Regions from separate parts of the Mus musculus genome. Here regions 1 and 3 are each linked to region 2. Evidence: chromatin loops called from intact Hi-C (ENCODE). Cell type or tissue: heart. All regions are shown on one strand.

Region 1 (8,000 bases), 68 kb before region 2:
TGGTAGTTATAACAGCACTTGTGTTTAGCTTGGTATGGTAGTTATAACAGCACTTGTTTTTAGCTTGGTATGGTAGTTATAACAGCACTTGTCAGGCGAGGACAGGAAACCAGAGCCCAGTCTCAGCAAACAAATAACACCGATGAGGTGTAACCCACCCGTTACAAAGGCAGATAAATGACGGCTGCCGAATATTCCAGCCCAACCAAGACCCTTTCTTAAAAAGCAAGTAAAAGAGAGATGGCCCTGCCAGGTGGCACACACCTTGAATCCCAGCACTCGGGAGGCAGAGGCAGGTGGATTTCTGAGTTGGAGGCCAGTCTGGTCTACAAAGTGAGTTCCAGGACAACCAGGGCTATACAGAGAAATCCTGTCTTGAAAAACCAAAAAAAAAAAAAAAAGAGAGAGAGAGAGAGAGAGAGACAGACAGAGAGAGACAGACAGAGAGAGAGATGGCTCAGTGGTTAAGAGCACTGCCTGCCCTTCCACAGGACCTGGGTTCAATTACCAGCACCCACATGGCAGCTCACAAGCATGTATAACTCTAGGGTATCCAACACCCTCTCCTGGGCTCTGTTAGCATCAGGCATGCCCACAGTGCACAGACATACATGCAGGCAAAACACCCACACATGATAAGAAAAAAAAAAAAAAACAAACCTTAAAACTTATAATGCTCCCCTCACAGGTGGGGTGCGGTGTATCACACCTCTAATACCAGTACGCTAGAATAGAAACAACAGCAAAGACCAGCATGGGCTATGCATTAAGTTGGAGGCCAGCGGGAGCCACATGAGACTCTGACCCAAAAAGAAAAATAATAATTAAATAAAAACCCAATATGGTCTAGCCAGATGTGGAGGCATAGATACACCTTTCATCCCAGCACTTGGAAAGTGGAGGCAGGCAGAGCTCTCTGAGTTCCAGGGCAGCTGTAATGATGCATATCTATAGTTCCCGAAGTCTGGAGACCTGCCTGGGGGAAAGACTGATTTGAAGGTCAACCTGGAATATACAGTAGGACCCTGTCTAAAAAAAAAAAAAAAGATAGCTGGTGCCAGCTAGATGGCTCACAGAAAAACTCACACAGAGCAGGTTTGGTTTCCCACAGAGACGTGAACACAGAAAATAAATAAAAAATGCAAGCTGGGCGTGGTGGCGCACGCCTTTAATCCCAGCACTCGGGAGGCAGAGACAGGCGGATTTCTGAGTTTGAAGCCAGCCTGGTCTACAAAGTGAGTTCCACGACAGCCAGGGCTACACAGAGAAACCTTTTCTCGAAAAACCAAAAAAAAAAAAAAAAAAAAAAAAAAAAATCAAAAAAAAAAAATGCAATCATCCTTTTAAACTACTGTTAAAGTTCTTGACTTTTCCAGGCATGGTAGCACAGGTCTGTAATCCCGGACAGTCAGGAGGCCAGGCCCAGGCTCTGCTGTATGAAACCTTGTCTTAGGAGACAAACAAAAAACCATTTTGGTGACTCACACCTGTAATCCCAACACTGAAGGCGCAGATTCAGGAAAGGCATAGCAAATCTGAGGCCAGCCTGGTCTACACAGTAAGTTCTAAGCCAGCCAAAGACTACGCAGAAATCCTGTTTTGTTTGTTTGTTTGTTAAGTTCAAAACCAAAAAGTAAATAATGCTGGGTGGAAGGACTCATGCCTATAATCCCAGCACTCAGATGGTTGAGGCAGGAGGACAGGCCAGGAGTTCCTGGCCAGCCTGGGCTCTAATGGAAGTTAGGGGCTAGACATTAACATCTGTTCTTCCAATGCCATCTTCTTACAAGGTAGCTGTGAGGAGGAAATGAATTCATTTATAAACTTAAAGTGGGAAGGCTTGGCCTGATGGTGATCTGCAATCCTACCCCATTCCTCCCAGAAGGGAGGCAGAGGCAGGAGGAACCCAGCAAGCTCAAGGCCAGCCTGTTCTGTACAGCAAGACCCAGTTTCAGTAAATAAAGCAACTGTGTAAAACCTTTGTGCCTAAGCTTTGAATCTGATACACCAAGAAATTCCAACCCTGAGTAAAGAGTCTACATCTGCTGCTTGGTGGTAGAGCTAGCCTTCAGCCTTTTTAAAGTTATACTAGGACTCGTCAACTGGAACCGAAATACTGAAACATCCAAGTAGTTTTTTGCTGTAGGATTCAGACCCTAGTGGGGCCTCTTTCTCATGGTGACTTCATGCAAGGTACTCAACTCTGTGCCTCAGTTTCTTCACTTATTGAAAGAGGAGAGAGTATCACGACTATCGTGTAGACTGCTAGGGCAGCATCCACACTTGGCAGCCTTGATGAGTTAAAGGACAGCCTGGGCTACACAGTGACTTTGAGATCCCTGTCTCTAAAACAGTATCTGATGGCTAAGCCCAAGGTCAATGGGAAGACACTTGCCTGCCATTCACAAGATTCTGGTTTGTTTTTCTCCCCCTAGAGCCAGAGAGTGCTAAAAGGTACTTGATACAAAATAGTACTTAGAACAGGGACCATTTTGCAGATCAAAGTTAATGTTTCCACGTTGGAAATTAACGAGCAAAGGCAGAAGACATTTAAGAGTCGCCTTTAGACTAGGAACCCAGGGTTCCCAGGGATTCCCCCCCAAGCCCTTACGCGTTCAGTCGCAGGCTCCGCCCCCTTTCCCTCCTAGCCCCGCCCCTGCCGCCCCAGTCCCGGCCTGCGCTAGTCTCGCGCATTCTCGGCGCGCGCGAGCTCCTCGACTAGGGCCGGCCGTTGGTCAGGCGAAGCCATCTACCGCGTTACGTAGGGGGACTCGGAAGGCCGAGTGGCCGTTCTGTCCTTCATCTGTCAGTTTTTCAGACCCAGCTGTTTTCATTGTTGCGTTTCTTTACTTTTTTCTATACGCCGAAGAGCCTGCTAGCATCCGAGCCTCTGGGAGGAGAGAGCGCCTGTGGCTTCCCTCGGAGAGCGCCCCTCCTGCAGGGAAGCCAGTGGGAGAGGCCGAAGGCGGGCGAGGGCGGGAGGCGGCCCTAGCGCCATTTTGTGGGCACGGAGCGGTAGCGCGGCTGTTGTCGGATTCCTTCCCGTCTGTGCTTCCTCCTTGTGCTTCCTAGCAGTGGCCTAGCGGGTAGGTTGGTCGCCAAGGCCGGCCTGCGTGCCTCGAGTGTTGCTTCGGAGAGGCCCGGTGCGGCCTGCGCCGCGGGGAGGGAGCGGTAGAGCGGGGCCTGGTTGGCCTCGCGCAGCCGCGTCGTTAAGGCCTAAGCGCGGGCAGTAGCCGGAGCGGGACGCCGGGCCTCTGCTTGGCTGTGAAGCCACGGGCGGAAGTGTGTGGCCGCCCCGGGTTTCCAGGCGTCCTAGTCCCTGTAGATTGTCGCTTTTGAGAATAACTGTTGTCACCATGGGACTTGGACCTCCGCGGGCCCCACCCTGGGCCCAGTTGAAAGGGGGGGAAAATCATCAACGTTGTCTGTCGCGCACGGCCTTCTGGGAAGCGGCGGCCTACCTCCCGGAGTAGCCGTCGTTGCTCCCTCGACGCCTAACTTTAGCCAGACCTTTCCGAGGATGAGCACCAGAACTGCTAGATAACTGTTCTGATGTCGGTGTTCGTGCTCCACCAGCACAGGGAGGGTTCCTCAGATCCCAATGCTTGGCTGGTTTTTTCCACGTTAAAGCACGTGCTAAACCCGATTCAGGTCCAGGCTATAGAAGAAACTTAATTCAGAATGGTTACGAAATACGGTAGCCTGTAATCTGTGCGCTCCAGGTAAGAAATGACGAGTGCAAGAAAAAAAATCGGGGCAGATACTTAGTTCTTTAACACCTTGTTTTTGTCTGGCTTTGTAGCCAACGGGCCACATGGTAACACTGTTGCCATTTTAGCACCGGAAGCTTATAGTGTGCGCTGAGAAAATAGAACTGGCGGGCAGAGCGCCACATGAACACCGGTTTTCCCTGTGGCTGCCCCGGAACTCAGTAGACTAGGCCAGCCTCGAACTCAAAAAGATCTGCCTGCCTCAAGAGTGCTGAGATTAAAGGCGTGGGTTATCGTGCTCGACAAAAATCACATTTTTTTTTAAAGATTTATTTTATTAATATATGTAAGTACACTGTAGCTGTCTTCAGACACTCCAGAAGAGGGAGTCAGATCTTGTTGCGGATGGTTGTGAGCCACCATGTGGTTGCTGGGATTTGAACTCTGGACCTTCTGAAGAGCAGTCGGGTGCTCTTACCCACTGAGCCATCTCAACAGCCCCCAAAATCACATTTTTATTTTAGAAAATACCTTTTCTCTATTTTTTTTTCAGGGATGGCAAAAGAAACATTTTAGGTAGCAGGAATCTTTTCAGGAAGTGGGAATAAAGTGGTGTGATAATAGCCAATTATGAAAAGATAACTCCTCTGATTTTCTTGCTCATTTCTTTTTCCTTTAAGAGATTTAAGCAAAGATGTCTGAATATATTCGGGTAACAGAAGATGAGAACGATGAACCCATTGAAATACCATCAGAAGACGATGGGACGGTGTTGCTGTCCACAGTTACAGCCCAGTTTCCAGGGGCATGCGGCCTGCGCTACCGGAATCCCGTGTCTCAGTGTATGAGAGGAGTCCGACTGGTGGAAGGAATTCTGCATGCCCCAGATGCTGGCTGGGGCAATCTGGTATATGTTGTCAACTATCCCAAAGGTTTGTTAATCATTTTGGTTTTGCTGTATTGCTGGCCATGGTTAGACTTCCGTGCCATCTTAATTTAAGTGAGACTATAATATCCAGGGCTTCATGTGTGCTGGGAGAATAGTCTATTGTTGAGCTCCAACTTGAGGGTTTGGTCGTTATGGAGGAATGTTTCCTATGACCCTAACTTTTTCATAAACTTTGTTTAGACTTAGACTACTCTGGCAGGTCAGCAGTTTAAGTAAATGGAAATTGAAAAGCAGGATTCTTTTTTTGAGGAGCATGAATTTAAATGTGAAGCTGGCAGAACATGGTCATTGCTAATTTTAGGTGGTGAAACCTAAATGCCTTAAAGATGCATCTGTTTTGTAAAAGAATTTGGCTTTTTGAAACGGGGTTTTTCAGTCTTTTGGGTTGTTTTGTTTTTGGTTTTGTTTTGTTTTTTCTCTCTTCCCCTTCCCGAGACAGGGTTTCTCTGTATAGCCCTGACTGTCCTGGAACTCACCCTGTAGATCAGGCTGGCCTCGAACTCAGAAATCCACCTGCCTCTGCCTCCCAAGTGCTAGGTTTGAAGGTGTGCACCACCACTGCCCAGCTTTTCCTTGCAGCCTCAAAAATCATCTTTGTCTCATCGTTTTTTGGATTTTCGAGACAGGGTTTCTCTGTGTGTCGTCCTGGCGTATCATCCTTTTAAGATTTGTGTTTTATTAAAGATTTATATCTTATGTGTTATTAATGTTTTGTATGTGTGTCTCTACACTGTGTGTGCACCTGGTGCAAAAGGGCATTCAACCTTCTGAAACTAAAACTGTATGGTTGTGAGCTGCTGCGTGGGTGCTGACACCCAAACCCTGATCTCAGAAGACCGAAAACACGACAGATGCTTTTAACGCCAGTGTTCTTACTCCATCTCTTCTTTTTCCCTCCTCAAAAAATACCAACTGCGCTAGCCCAAGTCTTGAGTTAGGGCAGAGCTACCTGAGATTTTTCTCCCTCTCTTACTATGGACGTTCTTGAAAGTTTGAGAAAGCTGGGTCTGTGGTGCACGTCTTTGATTCCAGCACTCAAGGGGGCAGAAGCAAGTGGATCTCAGAGATTGGGGATAGCCAGGACTACAACAAAGGGAGACCCTGGGTTGGGGACACTGGTGTTGGTTAGGCGTGTTGGCACATACTTCAAAGACTGGTAGTGGTGGTAAAGTGAGGTGCTGTGTTGGAATGAACAGGGGCTGAAGGTTAGAACTCGGTAGATTGCTTTGTAGAGAAAGTCACTTGTGTACTGTATGGATACAGCATCTGTTAGTTAAAGCTGATTGGCCTGTAGCTGAGGCAGGAAATAGAAGGTGGGATATCCAATAGGGGGAAAGGTTTGGGGATAGAGAAGACACAAGAGGGTTGGGCACCCACAAACAGGAAGGAGGGAGACAGGAGCATGAGCAGAGGTAACTTGCCACGGGACAGAACTTAGAATAAATGGTATTATTAAATTATAAACCAATCGGAACAGCCAAAGCTTATGGCCAAGGTATTTCTGATAATGCTTTCGGTCTCAAGGTAGTCCAGGATCCTGGGGCCAGGAAGAAATACTCAACTTCTACAGGGCTTGCCTGGCATGTAGTTCATTGAGGTGTGGTGTACACGTGTAATAATTGGGGGAATGAGAAGAGAGGACTCTTGGACCAGGTTTTTGTTTTTTGAATTTTTTGTTGTTTTTTTGAGACAGGGTTTCTCTGTATAGCCCTGGCTGTCTTGGAACTCACTTTGTAGACCAGGCTGGTCTACAAAAATCCACCTGCCTCTGCCTCCCAAGGCATGCGCCACCACCGCCCGGCTTTTTGGCAGGGGGCAGTTTCACCTGTCTCCGTAAAATAACAAATGTTGCTTAATAAATTAAAGTGACCCGAGGTTTAGGCCTGTGATCTCGTTTTGTTCTTTTTACTGCAAAATATCTATTGCTAAAAGTTTGGATAGCAGAAAACAGTTTACGTGTAGAAATGAAAGTTGCTTTTTTAAAATTTAAGAGTTTATGTATATGGATATTTATACACGTGTATCAGAAGAGGGTTGTGATCCCCTAGATCAGTCAGATTTATTTATTTATGGTTTTTCGGGACGGGGTTTCTCTGTGTAGCCCTGGCTGTCCTGGAACTCACTCTGTAGACCAGGCTGGCCTCCAACTCAGAAATCCGCCTGCCTCTGCCTCCTGAGTGCTGGGATTAAAGGCATGCGCCACCATGCCTGGCCAGCCAGTCAGATATATTTTAATACCACAAAATTAAATGAAGTAGAATTGTTCTTATTTTGATACAGCTTTTGAGAAAGAGAACATGCAGTTGATTACAGTCTTGCATAATTTCACAACCCGATCCGGTAAAAACACTTGCAGAGCAAGCCTGACAATCCTATTTGGAACCCACATACAAGACAGACACAGTGCTGTTAGAAGCTCACAAGCCAGCTAGCCAAGGGAAGGTTGCTTAGTACCAGGAGTAATAAAATGGACCCTGCCAAGCTGGGCGTGGTTGCGCACCCTAACTATAACAGGACAGAAGGTGTGAACCTGCTTACAAATATCCTCCTTTATACTCAACACATTCCACTATGTGTTCAAAATCAGTTTTCAGAAAGATTCAAAACTAGAATTGGGGGTACTAGAAAAATCACTCCAACCACTTAAGCTACATTCAGTCTTTAAGGGACTTACCAAAGTTTTCACTTTTCATAAATCTGCTCTTGTTTTACTTTTTAATTTCTTAGTGTATGTCCATGGGTTTGGTTTTATTTTTGTGGTTTTGAGACATGATTTCTCTGTGGAACTTTGTGAACCTTGCTGGCCTCAAACTCAGTGGTCACCTGCCTCATTACCTCCTGGCCTTGGTTTGCATTTCATAGACAAGGCTGAGCTTGAACTCACAGATCAACCTGCTTCTGCCTCCTGAGTGCTGAGAGTAAAGTCAAGTGCTGCACAGTAGAACATTTTAAAGAAGTACTAAACACACATGTGCTTGTGCTTTGCTTTGTTTAGATAACAAAAGGAAAATGGATGAGACAGATGCTTCCTCTGCAGTGAAAGTGAAAAGAGCAGTCCAGAAAACATCTGACCTCATAGTGTTGGGTCTCCCCTGGAAAACAACTGAGCAGGATCTGAAAGACTATTTCAGTACTTTTGGAGAGGTTCTTATGGTTCAGGTAAGCTTCATTCTGCTTCACAGGTTTTTGTGATATTTGCCTGCGTGCTTTGCTCGAGCGTGTGTCTTGTGTATGTAGCAGATATGTCCTTGGAGGTCAAAGAGAGCTTCAAGTCTCTTAGAACTGAGTTACAAAAGGTTTTGTACCACCATGTGGGTGCTGGGAACCAAAAACTAGTGTTG
Region 2 (8,000 bases):
AAATGAATAAATTAAAATTAGATAAATGTAATATATCATTTATTTATATATTACAAGTATTCAGAATTTCAACTTGCCAATTAAGATTTTAAATTTTTATAAATGATTTATTTATCTTATTCTATATGTATTGGTATTTTGCTTGCATGTATGTCTGTGTGAGGATGTTGTGAGCTGCCACGTGGGTGCTGGGAATTTAACCTGGGTCCTCTAGAAGAGCAGAAAGCGCTCTTAACTTGTGAGCCATTTTTCTTTCTTTCTTTTTTTTTTGGTTTTTCGAAACAGGTTTCTCTGTGTAGCACTGGCTGTCCTGGAACTCACTCTGTAGACCAGGCTGGCCTCGAACTCAGAAATTCGCCTGCCTCTGCCTCTGCCTCCCAAGTGCTGGGATTAAAGGCGTGCGCCACCATGCCCGGCTGTGAGCCATTTTTCAGAGCTAAAAAGTGTAACTGTTTTTGCAAAGCATGGACGGGGGCTGGAGAGAGCACGTATGGCTCTTGCAGAGGACTGGTACTCTACCCCAGCACCCATGTTAGGTGGGTCACAACTGCTTGTAACTCCAGCTCCAAGATCGCAGGTCTCCACTGACACTGGCACTCAGGAGCACGTGCCCATCCATGTAATGAAAATGTCCATCTATCTATCCACCCACCCACCCACCCACCCATCTCCCTATCAGAGAGGTCTTACTGTGTAGAGCAGGCTGGTCTGGAACTCAGAGGCCCACCTGCCTTTGCTTCTCCAGTGCTGAGACATAGGTATGGCCGCTAGGCCGGGCTACACTTACTCCATTTTCCGTAACACTGGGGTTTCTCCTTGCATTTTGATATCTGAGCTTTCTGTCTGAGTTTACTTATGTGGACAGGAGGCACTCACCACTCTCTCCAATATCACGTCATTGGTATCGACTAATAAATCAAACTTGTCCTCCAATTCAGTCACTTTACTTCGGTCTTTGATGTTGCTGCGACAGCCATGGTACTGCATTACCCGACTCATGCTAAGGAAGAGAGGAAAACCAAGGTTAGCATGTCTGCTTTACTCTACCAATCCACTGTCTGGGAAAACACCACAAAGGGCTCGGATCACAGGCTTCCCAGCAGTCTGGATGAAATTAATAAAATGTATATCCTCACAGCAATGTTTCAGACATAAGACCCAAAACCAGGCCTGGTGGTGTAGACTTGTGATACTGCCTTCACGGAAGGCTTGGGCCCAGTGAGTTCGAAGCCAACCTGTGCAATTTAGTGAGTTAGACCTAGTCTCAATAAAATAATAACTTTAAGGTAATTTCCCCCAACAATTAACAGATGAGAAACACGTAGCCTTGGCTGTTCTACTCACTCTATAGACCACGCTGGCCTTAACTCAGAGACCTACTCACCTCTGCCTCCCTAGTGCTGGGATTAAAGGTGTGAGTCACCACACACAGCAAAAGACGATTTAAACAAACAAACAATGTGTACATCTATGTGTGAGTTCCCCTGCCCATGTGTAAAGGTCAGAGGACAACTTGCAGAAGCTTGCTCGCTCCATCCTGAGAGTCGCAGGGGTTCAATTCATGCTGTCAGGCTTAGAATTAGGTGACTTTTGCCTACTGAATCATCTTGCTGGCCCCTAATTTATTTTTAACGATCATAGATCATGCTGGCTGTGATGGCGCACATATCTATTTTAGCACTCAAGAGGTAGGGAAAGGTTGATCTCTAAGATTTTCAAGGCCAGCTTGGTCTACATAGCAAGTTCCAGGCTAGCCCGGGCTCCATGTATGCTCTCTTAACAACCAGAGGCCATGCGATTATCCTATGTTCACTGGCCTTTAGCAGTGCTTTTTTTTTTTGTTTGTTTTGTTTTTTTGTGGTTGGTTGGTACCGGAATTCAGACCCAGAAACCCAACCATTCTCATTACTTCCCAACCGCTGAGGTATGTGACCCTCAGGAAAATCTTTTCTTTCTTCCTTTCTTCCTCTTTCTTTCTTTCTTTCTTTCTTTCTTTCTTTCTTTCTTTCTTTCTTTCTTTCTTTCTCTCTCTCTCTCTCTCTCTCTCTCTCTCTCTCTCTCTCTCTCTCTCTCTCTCTCTCTCTCTCTCTCTTCTCTCTCTCTCTCTCTCTCTCTCTAAGATTTATTTATTTATTATAGGTGAGTACACTGTAGCTGTCTTCAGACACACCAGAAGAGGGCATTGGATCTCATTACAGATGGTTGTGAGCCACCACGTGGTTGGTTGCTGGGATTTGAACTCTGGACCTTTGGAAGAACAGTTAGTGCTCTTAACCGCTCAGCCATCTCTCCAGCCCCTCTTTCTTTCAATCAACGTAATAAACTTACCACTGCAGTAACCTGTCTCCTTGTGTCTCACAGAATGCCTGGAAGGCAGGGAAACTTCTGTAAAAATCATACTCGTCACCGAACTGTGGCAGGCCCCCGGATGCCTTGGTAACTGCCACTACCGACCCAAGTGCAAACTGAAAATCCAGAGAAAAAGACACATTTTAGACACGGATTCCTGTCCATTCAACAGAAATAAATAAAAAAAAAAAACCTCACAAGAGCTGGAGAGACTCAGTGTTAAAAGAGCGCTTAGCACTTCTCTTACAGGACCTGGGTTAGGATGGGCTCAGACATACAGAGATCCGCCTGCCTCTGCCTCCCAAGTGCTGGGATTAAAGGTGTGCACCACTCCCACCCCACTCAGATGACCATTTTATATCCAGTGCTTTCGATAAGACTGTTGTGAGGTAGTTAAGGGTAAACAATCAGAAGCAGCTGTCGTTGATAAATAATGGGTCACAGACCCACCAATACCCTGCCTGCTTACATTATGATTCATAACGGTAGCAAAATTACTGTTACAAATTAGCGACGAAAATAATATATTTTTTTAAACTAACAAGAGGATCGCAATTTACTTTGAAGTTAATGTCTACATAGATTGCTTGCAGCAAGGCCATCAATGAAAATGATCTTACGGTTGGGGGACCCCGGCAGATGGGAGGTGTGAAGGCCTAATGACAGCATCATGAATTTTGTGAACAAAGACTTTAAATAAATTAAAAAAAAAAAAACTCTATGCTCCTTCTCAAGAGGTCCTTTGACACTTGGAGAGGCTTGATGTCACCCGTGACGGGGGACAGTCAACCCACGAGATTGGGGTAACGGACGTCAGGGCAGCAGCGGGGTGAGCAATGGGAGGGAGCGTCTCCCAGCTGTCGGGCCCCTCGGGAGAGGTAGTGACAAGGACGCCCCTCCGAGGCCGCGGACACGGCTCGACACGCGAAGCCACACGCGCTCACACCGGAAGCGCGGAGCCCTCCTCTCCCGCTCTCCGTGCGCGCCGTCAGGCCGCCGTGACGGGCGCCGGAAGCCCGTAGCCTCAGACCCGTTTCCGGCCAGAACAGGGGGCTCCTGGGGAGCCCCAGGGCCCGCGAACTCACCTTTACGAAGCTGTCTGCATCGGGGAAGCCAGGCAGTACCATCTCCGCGTCAGGCTTGGTCGCACTGGTCGCCGGCGCGGACTGATGCTCCCGGGGACTGGGAGGCGCCATTTTTCCGTCCTAGGGCGGCTCTTCTCGCGAGATTGTTCCGGCTGCCCGAGGCGGGCGTAACACGCATGCGCGCGGTTAAATCCTCCCCCCACCCCTCACCAAGTAGCGTAGCTTTGTGGGTCTTGCCTTAACGATGGGGAAATTTAGGCTTTTCTTTGATTTCACGCTGTATCCTAACAAACCTGTGGCCTCGCCTGAGAACTGGAGGGAGGGTACAATCAAAATCACATTTAAAGCTAGCTCTTCACCTCCGATCCGCCTGCCTCATCCACTCAAGTGCTGGGATTAAAGACGTGCAAAACCACGTTAGGATTGGGTTTTTCCAATTTGTTTAAAACATTGGGCGAGGGAGGGAAGGGAGGTTTTGAAGCAGTTAAGAACACTCGCTGTTTTTTTTTAAAGAGGACCACAGCACGCAGGCTTGAAGTTCATGACCACTTGTAACTCCAGTTCCAAGGGAGCAGATGACTTCAACTGGCTGACATGGGCACCCATACACATACATACATGTGCCATACTGATAAAGTGACACGCCTATGTGTGTGTGTGTGTATGTATGTATGTATGTATGTATGTATGTATGTATGTATGTATTCTCGTTTATTATGACAGGGTTTTCTGTGTAGTCCTGAAACTCAAGAGACCCATGGTTGCCTGTCTAGTGCTGGAATGTAATGGTGTTAGCTCCTGTGCCTGTTAGTCAGTGGCTCACCACTGAGTTTAATCCAAAGCCCAATAACAGAATTTACAAAATGATGAACAGAAAGCCAGTCATACACATATATGCTTTTAAAATTCTGATGTCATTTATTGGCACAAAATTTACTCAGATACAACGTGGTGTCTAGATGTGGCTTTACTTTATACTTTGTGTATTTAGTTGGATATTTACTTTGCTTATAACTCACAACCTGCTCTAGTGTGTCCCTCTGTGATCAGCATTTATGTTCTGAGTCCCTGCTGCAAATACAGCATATCCCTCCCTCACTGAACACAGTAGAGCCAGTGTGGCCCCGCATGGAGATCCTTGGCACACCTGCTCATGCCCGGTGGCCAGGCTTCTGAACAAATGTCCTCCTGGAAGGGCAGGTCTTGTGAGTTTCAGCATCGTGGGGTCAGGCGGAAGACAGACTCTCTTAGCCATGTTGGCCCATCCTGCAAATGTCGCCACTGCATCCAGGGACGGGTGAGGTAACAGGATAGTGGAGTGCCGACCTCTGTGTCCTTGCCGTTGGAGCCCCTGGTTGAGAGGACCAACTGGATTATTCTGTCAGCAATGTTTATGATGAGTTTTCTTGTAAGTTAAGTCAAAACCCGTATTTCTCAGTTACCCATCTTCTGTTCTCCCAAAATCCAAGGCTTGGCTTCTGAAGGATTACTGTGTTTCACTGTCCTGGGAACTGAATCAAGCCTTGTGTTTCTGACAGTGTCTTTTCAACAGCAGCTAGGAGGTTGGCGGAAGCCAACTTTGAATATACAGTAGTTCTTTTCATATACATTTCAAAATATTTAACAAGTCCAACTGTCTGTCCATGGTTTTAGTCCACTGGAAGCACAGACAAGGTACTAAAGCCTGGGAGGAGACGACGTGGTTTTCCAGGCCTCAGTTACCAGAAGGGACACCTAGGAAGGTGACAGAAAGGGGACGGTCAGTCAGAGCCCCGTGGGACTCAGTCAGTATCACTAGTCAAGGGCTAACGGGCCTGAGCTCCCAGAGATCTCTCTGCCCAGACTCGATTACAGGATTACCAATCTTCTTCTTCCCTTTTTCTCTCTAGTCATTGCTCTGACTCTTCCTGTGCCCTTCTACATCTCAGGAGTGACAACAAAAATCTAAAGCCACCACAGAAAGTCACACACCTGCCCATTCTAAACTGTAGCTCTGAAGCAGCTGTGACTTCCAGATACAGATCACAGCTCTCAGTTTCCCGTTAGACAAGGAGCATTCTCAGATATTTTTGAGACATGGTTTCACCACTATAGCCTTGGCTGTACTGAAACTTCGAGTTTTGCCTGCCTCTGCGTGCCCAGTGCTGGGGAGTAAGGGCATGCCCACCATGCCTGGCTGAGGAGGCTCCTCTGCAGGCTCACTCACCAGCCAATGTAGCACTGGCAGAGGTTCTCGTGAGATGTTGCCTGCTTGATAAGCAGCTCCACTTGGGTTGGAACATCCAAAGTGTCATCATGAGAGAAATCCCGACCTAGGAAGCAGAAAGACTGTCATCTGCACTTGGCAACAACACAGCCCATGTTCTTGTTTGGCTCAGCTAGAGCAGGAAGGACAGACCACATCTGCAGTGAGAAATTCACCTCTGTGTCATCTGCAGGCACACTGATCTCTTAATATAGACCCAGTTCTAAGATGTGCCTAATAGCGCTGTTCCGAAATCAGATTTGAGGCGTGAACAAGGTCATTTAGCTTGAACCCCACAAATTTTCATCAGTGTTTCTACTGGACAGTTAAGATCTTGTCCCCACACAGGCTCAGCAGCCTAACTAGCCAATAGAGCTTCTTTGATAATATGCTTTTTTTTTTTTTAAAGCCAAATTCATTTACTGTTGGTAATCAATAGCCCAGACTCCCAAATATCTAAACTTCGTCGACTAAAGATAATGCACGGTATGATTATGCATTTCTATTTGATTTTTTTTTTAATTATTTTATTTATTTAGTCCCCCCTCCCAGAGTCCTCTGCATGTCATTCTTGCTCAGGGGCCATGCTAATCCTCTCTGTATCATTCCAACATTAGTATATTTGCTACCGAAGCGAGAACGGTTTTGTTTTATGTTTTAGAGATTTTTAAATTTTATGTGCCTCAGTGTTTTGCCCATATGTGTACCATGTTTGTGCTCTTGGAGGTCAGAACATGGAGTCAGGTGCCCTGGAATTGGAGTTACTGATAGGCATGAACCATATATGGATGCTGGGAACCAAACCTGGACCACAAGGATAACACCTGCTTTTCACCACAGAGCCACCTTTCCAGGCCCATCCCACCTCTTTTTCTTTTCTTTGAGATGGGGGTGGGGGGGAGTGGGTCTTGAGAGAGACTTCATGTAGTATCAGCTGGCCTGAGTAGGTAGTTGTACCTGCCCATCTGATTATTTTTGAGTATTCCTAGAACTCACTGTTATGACCCAGCCAGCTGCACTTCTGCTTTGTTTTACTACTGGGATTGCAGGCATGAGCCACCACGCCTAGCTGGCAAAGCACCTTTCTCCTACCTCAATGACTGTTTAAGTCTTCCAGATCTCCATAAATACTAGGGTTTCTCCACTTGTCATGGTTCAGTTCTAGCCCTGAGGCTATGCTGGGCGGCTTGCAGACTGGCTTCTTTTCATCAGTCTCCTCTTCTCCCAAACCTAGGCATGCGTTCCTCTCCTCTGACCATCCTGCCTTGTGCTCAGGGTCCAACATTCAAAGTACTGATTATGTAGTCTCAATCTCTCCTTGATTACATCCTTCTCACAGGTTTTTGTCTCTGTGTTTGAGACAGGGTCTCTTTCTCTGCCTATGAAGCCCTGGCTGGAGCCTGTCTGACTTTTGAACACCAAGATTAAAGCTATGAGGCGTCACGATGCCCTTCTCAGTTTTCTGAACACACTCCTTAGAGACATGGGGTGTGGCTAAGTGAGGGTCCTTCTGTGCCATCGCCTCAGACCCAGGACTCCGCAGTCCACAGCTTCTATTTGCTCACTTAGGCCTCTCCTCCCTGCAGAGACTGCTCAAGAGTTCTGCAGCATCTCACCTTTCTTTGCCTCCACCTCATTCTCTTCAACAACTTTAGTCTAGCTATCAGGCTCCACACAGGTCACCAGTGATGTCATCTTTGACCGACTCATGCGTCGGGTGTCAAAGCCATCTTTGTGGGTTTTATTTTTTGCACTGTACTGAGACGATTACCTAGGTTCTGTGAGTGTAGGCAATAACTTTACCACTGAGCCACAGCCCTAGCCCAGCCTTTGACCTGCCTTCCTCAAGACCTCTGCATCGAGGTCTTCAATTCATCAGTGGTTGTCTTGTCTGCACATTAGAGCATTTAAACGTCCTCCTTCTGATGCAAGACCACCCAGCCAGTGCATGTGCTATCACAACACAAAGCAATCATGCCTGGTTCTTCCCCATTGCACCTACCTGCCTCCGGTGGGTGCCCTGGGCTGATGGCAGCCTGGGATCTTCCTTTTACCATCCCTCTCATCAAGGGTTCCAGATCCACTGCTTCCTCTGCCTGACACAGCCTTAACGTCTGCTAGGTAACTCCTTGTGGAGGTCTGGATGATGGTGGTCCCCAGAGGCTCATATATTTGAATACTTGGTCCCTAGCTGATGGAACTATTTGGGAAGGATTATGAGGTGTAGAGCTGCTGGAGGACAGTGTCGCTGGAGCTGGGCTTTGAGGTTTCAAAAGCCTATGTCATTTTCAGTTAGTTTTCTCTGCCTCAGAGTTGTAGAT
Region 3 (8,000 bases), 49 kb before region 2:
TGCTTTTAGTTTGTGAGACAATCTCTTTTTAACTCTAGCTGTTCAGAAACTCTATAGTTCTACCTGCCTCCACCACTTGTCTCAGTCTGTTTGGGCTGCTCTGACAGGCCACAGGTAAATAGCACCTGTGTAGCAAGCAATGGCAGAGTTAGATGACTGATGCACCACATATTGCCAAACCCAGCTCAGCATCTTTCAGCGTCACTGAAAGAACTAACTAGTAAACCATTGGCAAGAATGTGAATTTGTAAAAACATTTAAATTCTCCTTGGAGTTGTTTCTCAGAAGTGCTATACTGTGTAACCTATGTGCACAAACGTGTGTGCCAGCACACAATGGGAAGACAGGCTTCCTGAGTGCCAGGCCAGTGAGGTCATTGGGCAGCACTTAGACTCTTTAATGGGTGTTGGTGGAGATGGAGAAGAGCTTTTCATTTGTCTGCTTCTGGAAGTTTTTGTTTTCACATATGTATTCTTGTAGTTGAAAGAGTACTAGTTGGTTCTTGAGACATTCCTAGTCTTAGTTTCCAAAGTGCCGTTATCTTTGTGTGTGTGTGGTAGACAGGTGTATGCACTGTACGGAACTCCCTCTAACCACACTGTGGCCTGTGCATGCATGCTGACAGGTGAAGGGCTGTAGCTGGAGAGAAGCCTACAGGCAGCAGCATGGTTTCCTGTGGGGTGATAGGAATTAAAATACTCAAGGTGGTTTCCCCCGTACATTTCTTGTCTACAAGGAGTATCTACTCTTAGAAATGATTTCAGAGCATCCTGTCTTTCCCCAGTACTTCTGGAACTCAAGCCCTAAGAAGTGAGTAGTTCATTTGGCAGAGGAAATGGGAATGACTAAAGCCACAGAAGTGTTGATGGGGGACTGGGGAGATTCCTCAATGGGAGAATTCAGGTCCCCAGGTCCCGGACTTGGCAATGTGCCTTTTAACTGAGATCCTTGGGGCTGGTGAGACAGAATGTCAGGCTCCTGCTGACCCAGTGGTTCTCAACCTGTGCCGCCACCACTTTGGGGGTCGCCTGTGACCATTGAAAACAAATTTTACATTACAATTCATAACAACAAACTCACGGTTATAAAATAGCAACTAAAATTTCATGGCTGGGGTCACTACAATGTGAACTATATTTAAGGGTCACAGCACAGGAAGATTGAGAACCACTGCTCTAACCTGTGTGCACACGTGAAAAGAATACAAATGGTACAGGCAGCACCAAGGAAAGGGGATTGTCACCATATGACCATACTGCTGCACTCTGGCATCGGCCGGTCCCAAGATCCATCTTTCTGACAGACAGCAGTGAATGATTTCAGGGGGACAGAACCCTGAAGAGGAAATTCAGAAAATGAGCTAGCTCCCTATTAACATCAGGTCACTCCCCCAGAACAGCAAGTCAGGGCAACAACCATGGAAGGCCTGCACTTGGACCTGTGACCCAGCTGCCTTGCTTAGTGTTTTGCAACAAACAGCCCTGCTGGTTTATGTACTGTTTACTTCTGTTTTAACTGTGGTGGCCTTTTATGCATAAATAACTGTACACATACGGCTTTCCAACACATCCAAGAACACAATGTCTGGCTGAAAGCGCTTGTTGGTGCTTCTCGTTTGATTCCCTTAGAGGGTGAGTGGCTAGCTCCAGACCCTCCCACCACTCATTTTTATGAAGTTCTGCTGTCCTGGACCTCTGTAGGCTGACCAGACTAGATTTACCCACCTCTGCCTCCTGAGTGCTGGGATTGAAGGCCTGTACTATCTCCCACCTTTTAAAAAAGACCAGGCAGTGGTGATACACACCTTTAATCCCAGCACTCAGGAGGCAGAGGCAGGCGGATTTCTGAGTTCGAGGCCAGCCTGGTCTGCAGAGTGAGTTCCAGCACATCCAGGCCTACAGAGAAACCCTGTCTCAAAAAAACAAAAACCCTGGCTTTGTAGAAAAGGTGAATAGTTGACTGACAAGCCTGACAACCTGAATTTGATACTTGGAACCTACATGGTAGAGATCTGGAGCTGCCTCTGACCACCACTAGTGTGTGGTTTTTAACTGCACATACACACAAATGTAACTTTTTCAGAAGTGCTAAAAGGAGCCCAGCCTGTTGGCATCTCAGGGACGCAGAGGCAGGTGGGTCTCTCGAGTTCAAGGCCAGCCTGGTCTACAGACCAAGTCCCAGGGCAGTCAAAGCTACACAGAGAAACACTTTTTCAACTGTACCTCCTGTCCCACCCCACACCCCCACACACACTCCTAAAGGGAAAGTGCCAAGGTTTGAGAAAAACTGCAAGATCAGTTACTAAAGTCAAACATTAAGCCAAGTGTGGTGGTATACACAATCAAATGCATGTCGGTCTCTGAGTTTGAGGTCAGCATGGGTCTACATAGTCCCAAGAGAGAAGGCAAGCATTAATGGAAGAGGCAGCCATTTGCAAAAGCTGTTTCAAAGGACATAAAGAATGTCTAGCATCCAGAAAGTCCTGGGTTTGATCCAAAACACAGAAACAGTATGATGGCACAACATACATTATCCATTACTGCACTTGGGAAGCGAGAGTCCGGACATGCTTGCTTCAGCAGCATGGAGACTGAAAAGAGGGTCAGGACAAGGTCATGCTCCGCTATAATAAGCTTTAAGGCCAACAATGAAACTGTTTCAAAACAGGTTTGTGGACTTGCAATCCATGGAACGGTAGAAAAGAGCCTGAAGAGGAGTTTTGCCAGGTGGGACTCTCTGATTGGACCCTCCATGGGCTGGACACCATCCCTGGCTGTCATTCCAGGGTTATTGCTTTCTACCTCTGGGATTCAGTGACAATTTTGAAGAACACAAAGATGAGTTAATCTCTTACCTGTGCTCCTGAAGCAACACACTAAGCAGTTTTTAAAATTATATTCCCTCTCCCTAAACAGTGAGCACTATTTATAACTTTGCAGAATGCATTCTTTCCAGGTCTAACCTTTGTGGGCTCAGGAGTTGTTCCAGGGGAAAGCTATCCACTGACCAGGGAGGACTTAATTTTACAGGAAGAGCTATGCAGAGCTTGTGGGGCAGGGCGAGCTCACTCTGTTCTGTTGTTTCAGCCACTTTACAGAGCTGCTGCAGTGTGCAAATGATCGGAAGTTCTCTGTAATGACTAGCCTACAAGAGTGGTTAGGGCAGACGGCTGTGGGGTGTGCTCACAACCATCTATAATGGGATCGGATGCCTCTTCTGGTGTGTCTGAAGACAGTGACTGTACAGACAGGACCCCCACCACCACACAAGTCTCCTGTCATCCTTCATTGTTTTCTGCAAATGTACTACTTTGATTTTCTGAATAGGTACTTCCTGTTTTCATCTCTCATCCCAAAGCCATCTTGATCATTAGCATTTTTTTAGTAACTCACTTGCAGAAGCTCGAAGCCTGTCTTGCAGAAGACAGAAAACCTGTCCTTCAGGACATATATGGCTTGCACAGGTGAAATGCTGCCATTAGGTGGCGCCGTTGGATCAGGGCAGGGCCGTGCTGTGCAAGGGAAACAGGTTTATTGTTTATGTCTGTAACAGCCAAACCTGAAGTCAGCAATCTGCATTTTCAGTTTATAAAGGAAACAAGAGGCATAGAGAGCCTGCCTCACGTGTGGTGGTCATCCAAACACTTCACACCAAAGGCAAAATTTAAGCTGAATTACTTGCACACAAATCAAGACTTGTGTCTTGCTGGGTGTGGTGGCACACACTTTTATTCCTAGCACTCAGGAGGCAGAGACAGGTGGATCTCTCTGAGTTCAAGGCCAGCCTGATCAACAAACAAAGTGAGTACAGGACAGCAAGACTTTTTTTTTTTTTTTTTGGTTTTTGAGACAGGGTTTCTTTGTGTAGCCCTGGCTGTCCTGGAACTACTCTGTAGTCCAGGCTGTCCTCGAACTCAGAAATTCTTCGCCTGCCTCTGCCTCCCAAGTGCTGGGATTAAAGGAGTGTGTCACCACTGCCCGGCCATTTCTTTGTCCATGACTCAGCTACAGGTAGGTAGGTAAACTAGATTTGGAGATGTAGACATGGTACAACAGGTAAGAACACTGCTTTCCAGAGGACTCCAGGTGGGGTCCCAGCACCCACATCAGTGCTTACATCCACTTATAACTCCAGCCTCAGGGGGTCTGACCCTTCAGATGTCCTTGGCATTTGTACACACATGGCATACAGACTATTTTGGTCTTTTGAGACACCGTTTTATGGTGTATTCTTAACTGTCCTGGAAACTGAGCTGTAGACCAGGCTGGTCTAGAACTCACAGAGTTCTGCCTGCCTCTGCCTCCTGAGTGCTGGGATTAAAATCATGTGCCAGGCTGGGCAGTAGTGGGGCACACCTTTAATCCCAGCACTTGGGAGGCAGAGGCAGGCGGATTTCTGAGTTCGAGGCCAGCCTGGTCTACAGAGTGAGTTCCAGGACAGCCAGGGCTACACAGAGAAACCCTGTCTTAGGAGAGAAAAAAAAAAAAAGAAAACCAAGAGCCAGGTATGAAAACCAAGAGCCAGGTATGGTGGCATACACCTTTGATCCCAGTACTTGGGAGGCAAAAGCAGGTGGACCTCTGAGTTTGTGTGTTCAAGGACAGCCAGGGCTGTTATACAGAGAAACCCTGTCTTGAAACACCACTGCCCTGTCCCGTCCCCACCCCTCAAAGGCTGTGCCACAATGACATCACATTTCTCCTCTGGATTGGGAGCAGGTGTTGTTGGGGACCCTGGCCCCTCTCTGCATTTAGTACTTTTGGCACACTTTTTTTTTTTTTTTTTTTAAATAATGTGAACTTGAGCACAGAGCCTGTGCATGCTGGACAGGCTCACTGCCACTGGGCTTCACCCCTGTTAGTACATCTCTATGAAGAGTAAAGACGGGCAGGTAAATAGCTGTCTGGGCCGGGCCGGTGGGTGCTGAGGGGGGTGGTACAGAGGGAGCATGGACCTGTGCTGAGGCAGGGCGATCAGAGCTTAAGGCCAGCTACCGCTATAGAACAAAAGATAGACCCTAACTCAGAACACCAGAGTTGAGCAAAGAGGGGGTTGCTTAGGTAAATGGCTGGCTGAGTATGGGGTGCGAGGGGGAAGGGTAGTCTGTCTGTTGCTGTTTTCTGATCAAGGGCCATCACTTGACAGACCACCGTCCTCAAGCAGGGCTCCCTTCCCTGGCCTGCGATAGAGGAGTCCAATGCTTTGTAGCTTGCTGATGCTGCATAAGGGACACTTTCTTTTGCTGCCTGCATCTGGGGGCAGGCCATTCGCTCACCTGTGCTTGTGTAGTGTATCTTCCAGCCTGTGTGGTTCCCCGACTCGTCAGTGGCAAAGGTGATGGTCACCTTGTGGCTGTCAGTTTCAATCCTGGGAGGCAGCGTCTTCCCACAAAATGGGCCGTGTTCCCCCTTGTCTGTTTGAATCTGAATAAAGAACCCCAGGGACCTGCTGCAGGGTTCTAGCCCCAGTTAGATGGAAGCAAAGTAACTTGAACTGGCTTGGGCAGGCTGGGAACAAAAGGTGGGATGTCTTAATGCTGAAGCCACAGCCTGGCTTAGACCTACCCCCAGCCCCGCAAAGAAAGGTTGATTAAGATTCACTGGAGAACAGCCATAGGCGCAGTGTTGAAAGATGGGGGAGGGAAAAGAGCTGTGACAAGGATGCAAGAGCCAGACCTTGAGGGAGTCATAGGGGCACTGGGCTTCAGGGTGCGTCTCCACATCGAAGGACTCCACGAAGTCCAGGATGACACTGAAGCCGTCCTCCAGGCGGATGCTGTAGGTGCAGCTGGAGAGCTTGGGGTATGGCTGTGGGTACTCAGGGCTACTGAGATACCCAGATCTTCCTGTGAACACCTGGCCTGAACAAAGGGCTGGGAAGAAAGAAGATTGGATAGGGCCGGGCGTGGTGGCGCATGCCTTTAATCCCAGCACTTGGGAGGCAGAGGCAGGCGGATTTCTGAGTTTGAGGCCAGCCTGGTCTACAGAGTGAGTTCCAGGACAGCCAGGGCTACACAGAGAAACCCTGTCTTAAAAAAAAAAAAACAAAAAAGGCTCTGCTCCTGGAGGGATACTGGAGGATAGAGAATGCCTGCGACATCTAGATCCTGGGCTTGGTCAAGACCCTGCACTTGATAATCTGCAGAGGCAGGAGAGTACCCCATCTCCCACACCAAACGATGATGAATGGCAGTGGGGAAGGGGGCTCCATTCTCCTCAGGCTTTGGCTAAAGCGTGATGTGATAGTTTATCTGATGATTCAGAGTCACAAAGAGGTGGAGAGCAAAGCCAGAGGGAGGGGGGCCCTGGAAATAGGAGGCAGGCCACCTTCCCAAGGTCCCTATGACTCCAGGAAAAGGACAGAGGAGGCCCCTTGAACTAAGGGTTTCTTCTGCTCTCATATCACTCAGTGCCCAGCTCAGCAGTTCCCAAGTGAGGCCACAAGGGGGCTTCCACCCATATCTGGCAGGGACCAGCCCAGAGCCCTTGATCCCAGGTAACAAGCTGAACAGGCCTTTCCCTTAGAAGTGGCCCTGGTCTAGGGAAGTTGGTTACCAGTATGTACACAGTCTGCTTTCCTCTTTTGGGCTGCCAGGTGCCCTGTGGAGATCAGGCTCCAGTTCTGTTCCCTGCCCGCCTGCTCATGATGGGGACAGGCTGGGAAGAAGGCCTGTAGGAAGCTAAGGCTCTCGGTACTGCCCTCCTTTTGGAAGGTGGCTCCATACCAGCAGAGAGGACATCCCTGGATGCAGGGTGGCTAGCCTGATCCCCCAGTAACACCCCCTTTGGTCTCTGTTTTGAATCAAGCTCCCCGGGACAGGGAACAAAGACCTGCATTGACCTATAAATAAGAACTAGCTAAAATGTCCTAAGATCAGCCCCAGGGAACCCAGTAGAGGTGAGAGGATCTCCGTGTGGTGTGTGCGCTCAGGGAGTTCCTGACAAGGAGGAGGGCTAAGATGAAGGGACTGAGGTTACTCTACTGCCCTCCAAACCCGTCACCCCAACCCCGGCAAGAGACACACAGCCACAGTGGAAACGGAGGCAGGTTTATTATTGTCATGGTTAAGGTGAATGGGTGCTGTAGCTGGCAGTCATTCCAGCCTGACAGAGCAGCATCGTGTGGGCATGTACTGACTGGTATCTGACTCACTGGGGTGGGCGGGCTGTTGCTGAGGGAGGTTTAGAGGCTCTGCTCTGGAAGAGAAATGGGGGGTGGGGGAGCATCAGGAAGGCTGAGGAGAGAAGGGCTAGGGCAAAGGATCAAGAGACAGGGTAGAGGAGGCCAAAGGTTCACCCACTGGGGTCGGGAGCCATGGCTCTGAGCCTGCCTACACTCCTCTACTTTGAGGTCCTATGGTAGACACTGGAAGCTTAAGGTGTGCCCGGCTTATCCAGAGATACCAAGCCCACCTAGGAAGCACCCAGAAGGCAGAGACAATTGGCTGATGGAACTAGGGGTTCCAAGAGTAGGGGCGGGATCAAAGTACACCATTGGAGGGAGGGAAAGTGGGAGGAGTTAGACATGCTAATAGTGTTGGAGGAAGCAGAAGAGCCCAGCTCCCTGGGCAGAACAACTCCTGCTTTGGTAGCTGGAATAACCTGGTGTAGATGGGATGCCCCTACCCCCTCACCTGAGCACGTGTGCTTGTTCTGGTGGAGAACGTAGCCCGCTCTGCAGGAGCAATAGTAGCCGCCCAAGTAGTTGTGGCAATAATGGTCACAAGGGACTGAGTCTCCCAGAGACACTCTGCATTCATCCACATCTAAAGGAGAGAGGCCAGGCAGACAGGAGGGAAAGAGATGGAACAGAGAGCTCAGGCTTTGGTGGCCCTGACCCACTTGATAGGAGGCCTGTTGCTTCGCCTGGGCCTGGGCCCAGAGTTGCAAGTAGCACCGTTGCTAAACCAGTGGCAGGTTAAGTCACCCGGGCAGAGGAGGGAAGAGCCATCATCAATCCAGTGGCAACCGGGTAGAAGCTTTCTGAGCAGAGAGGTTGAG

What was found. Hi-C counts contacts between places; a loop is a spot of excess contacts. Peaks named below come from ENCODE experiments on the same cell type or tissue, not always from the same donor. Only the 100,000 strongest peaks of a DNase experiment are listed, where the experiment ranks them.
Region 1: it touches region 2 in a loop (2.1-fold over the local background); 4 of 42 quality-filtered maps call a loop at or near these places.
Region 3: it touches region 2 in a loop (2.0-fold over the local background); 12 of 42 quality-filtered maps call a loop at or near these places.

Annotation. Positions count from the first base shown.
Region 1 is chr4:148,621,767-148,629,766 of GRCm38, reverse strand. It overlaps Tardbp (TAR DNA binding protein), which reads left to right and starts at 2,771. Exons shown (of 6, transcript NM_145556.4): 1 at 2,771-3,086; 2 at 4,391-4,642; 3 at 7,655-7,818. The coding sequence starts at 4,405. In heart, a CTCF peak has its summit at 4,586; DNase peaks (open chromatin) are centred at 2,696 and 2,976; H3K4me3 peaks cover 2,707 bases; H3K27ac peaks cover 2,091 bases.
Region 2 is chr4:148,554,013-148,562,012 of GRCm38, reverse strand. Mtor (mechanistic target of rapamycin kinase) reads right to left here. Exons shown (of 58, transcript NM_020009.2): 57 at 5,641-5,746; 58 at 4,328-5,168. The coding sequence ends at 5,153. It overlaps Exosc10 (exosome component 10), which reads right to left and starts at 3,594. Exons shown (of 25, transcript NM_016699.3): 1 at 3,435-3,594; 2 at 2,329-2,465; 3 at 877-1,000. The coding sequence starts at 3,545. It also overlaps the pseudogene Gm23318. In heart, no CTCF peak of the experiment used is centred here; a DNase peak (open chromatin) is centred at 3,562; H3K4me3 peaks cover 1,834 bases; H3K27ac peaks cover 1,493 bases.
Region 3 is chr4:148,603,452-148,611,451 of GRCm38, reverse strand. It overlaps Masp2 (mannan-binding lectin serine peptidase 2), which reads right to left. Exons shown (of 11, transcript NM_001003893.2): 4 at 7,634-7,765; 5 at 5,676-5,872; 6 at 5,276-5,423; 7 at 3,393-3,511; 8 at 1,257-1,335. Among named protein-coding and RNA genes, the nearest start is that of Masp2, 4.9 kb to the right of the region's middle. In heart, CTCF peaks have their summits at 3,481 (motif pointing right) and 6,443 (motif pointing right); DNase peaks (open chromatin) are centred at 6,561 and 6,711.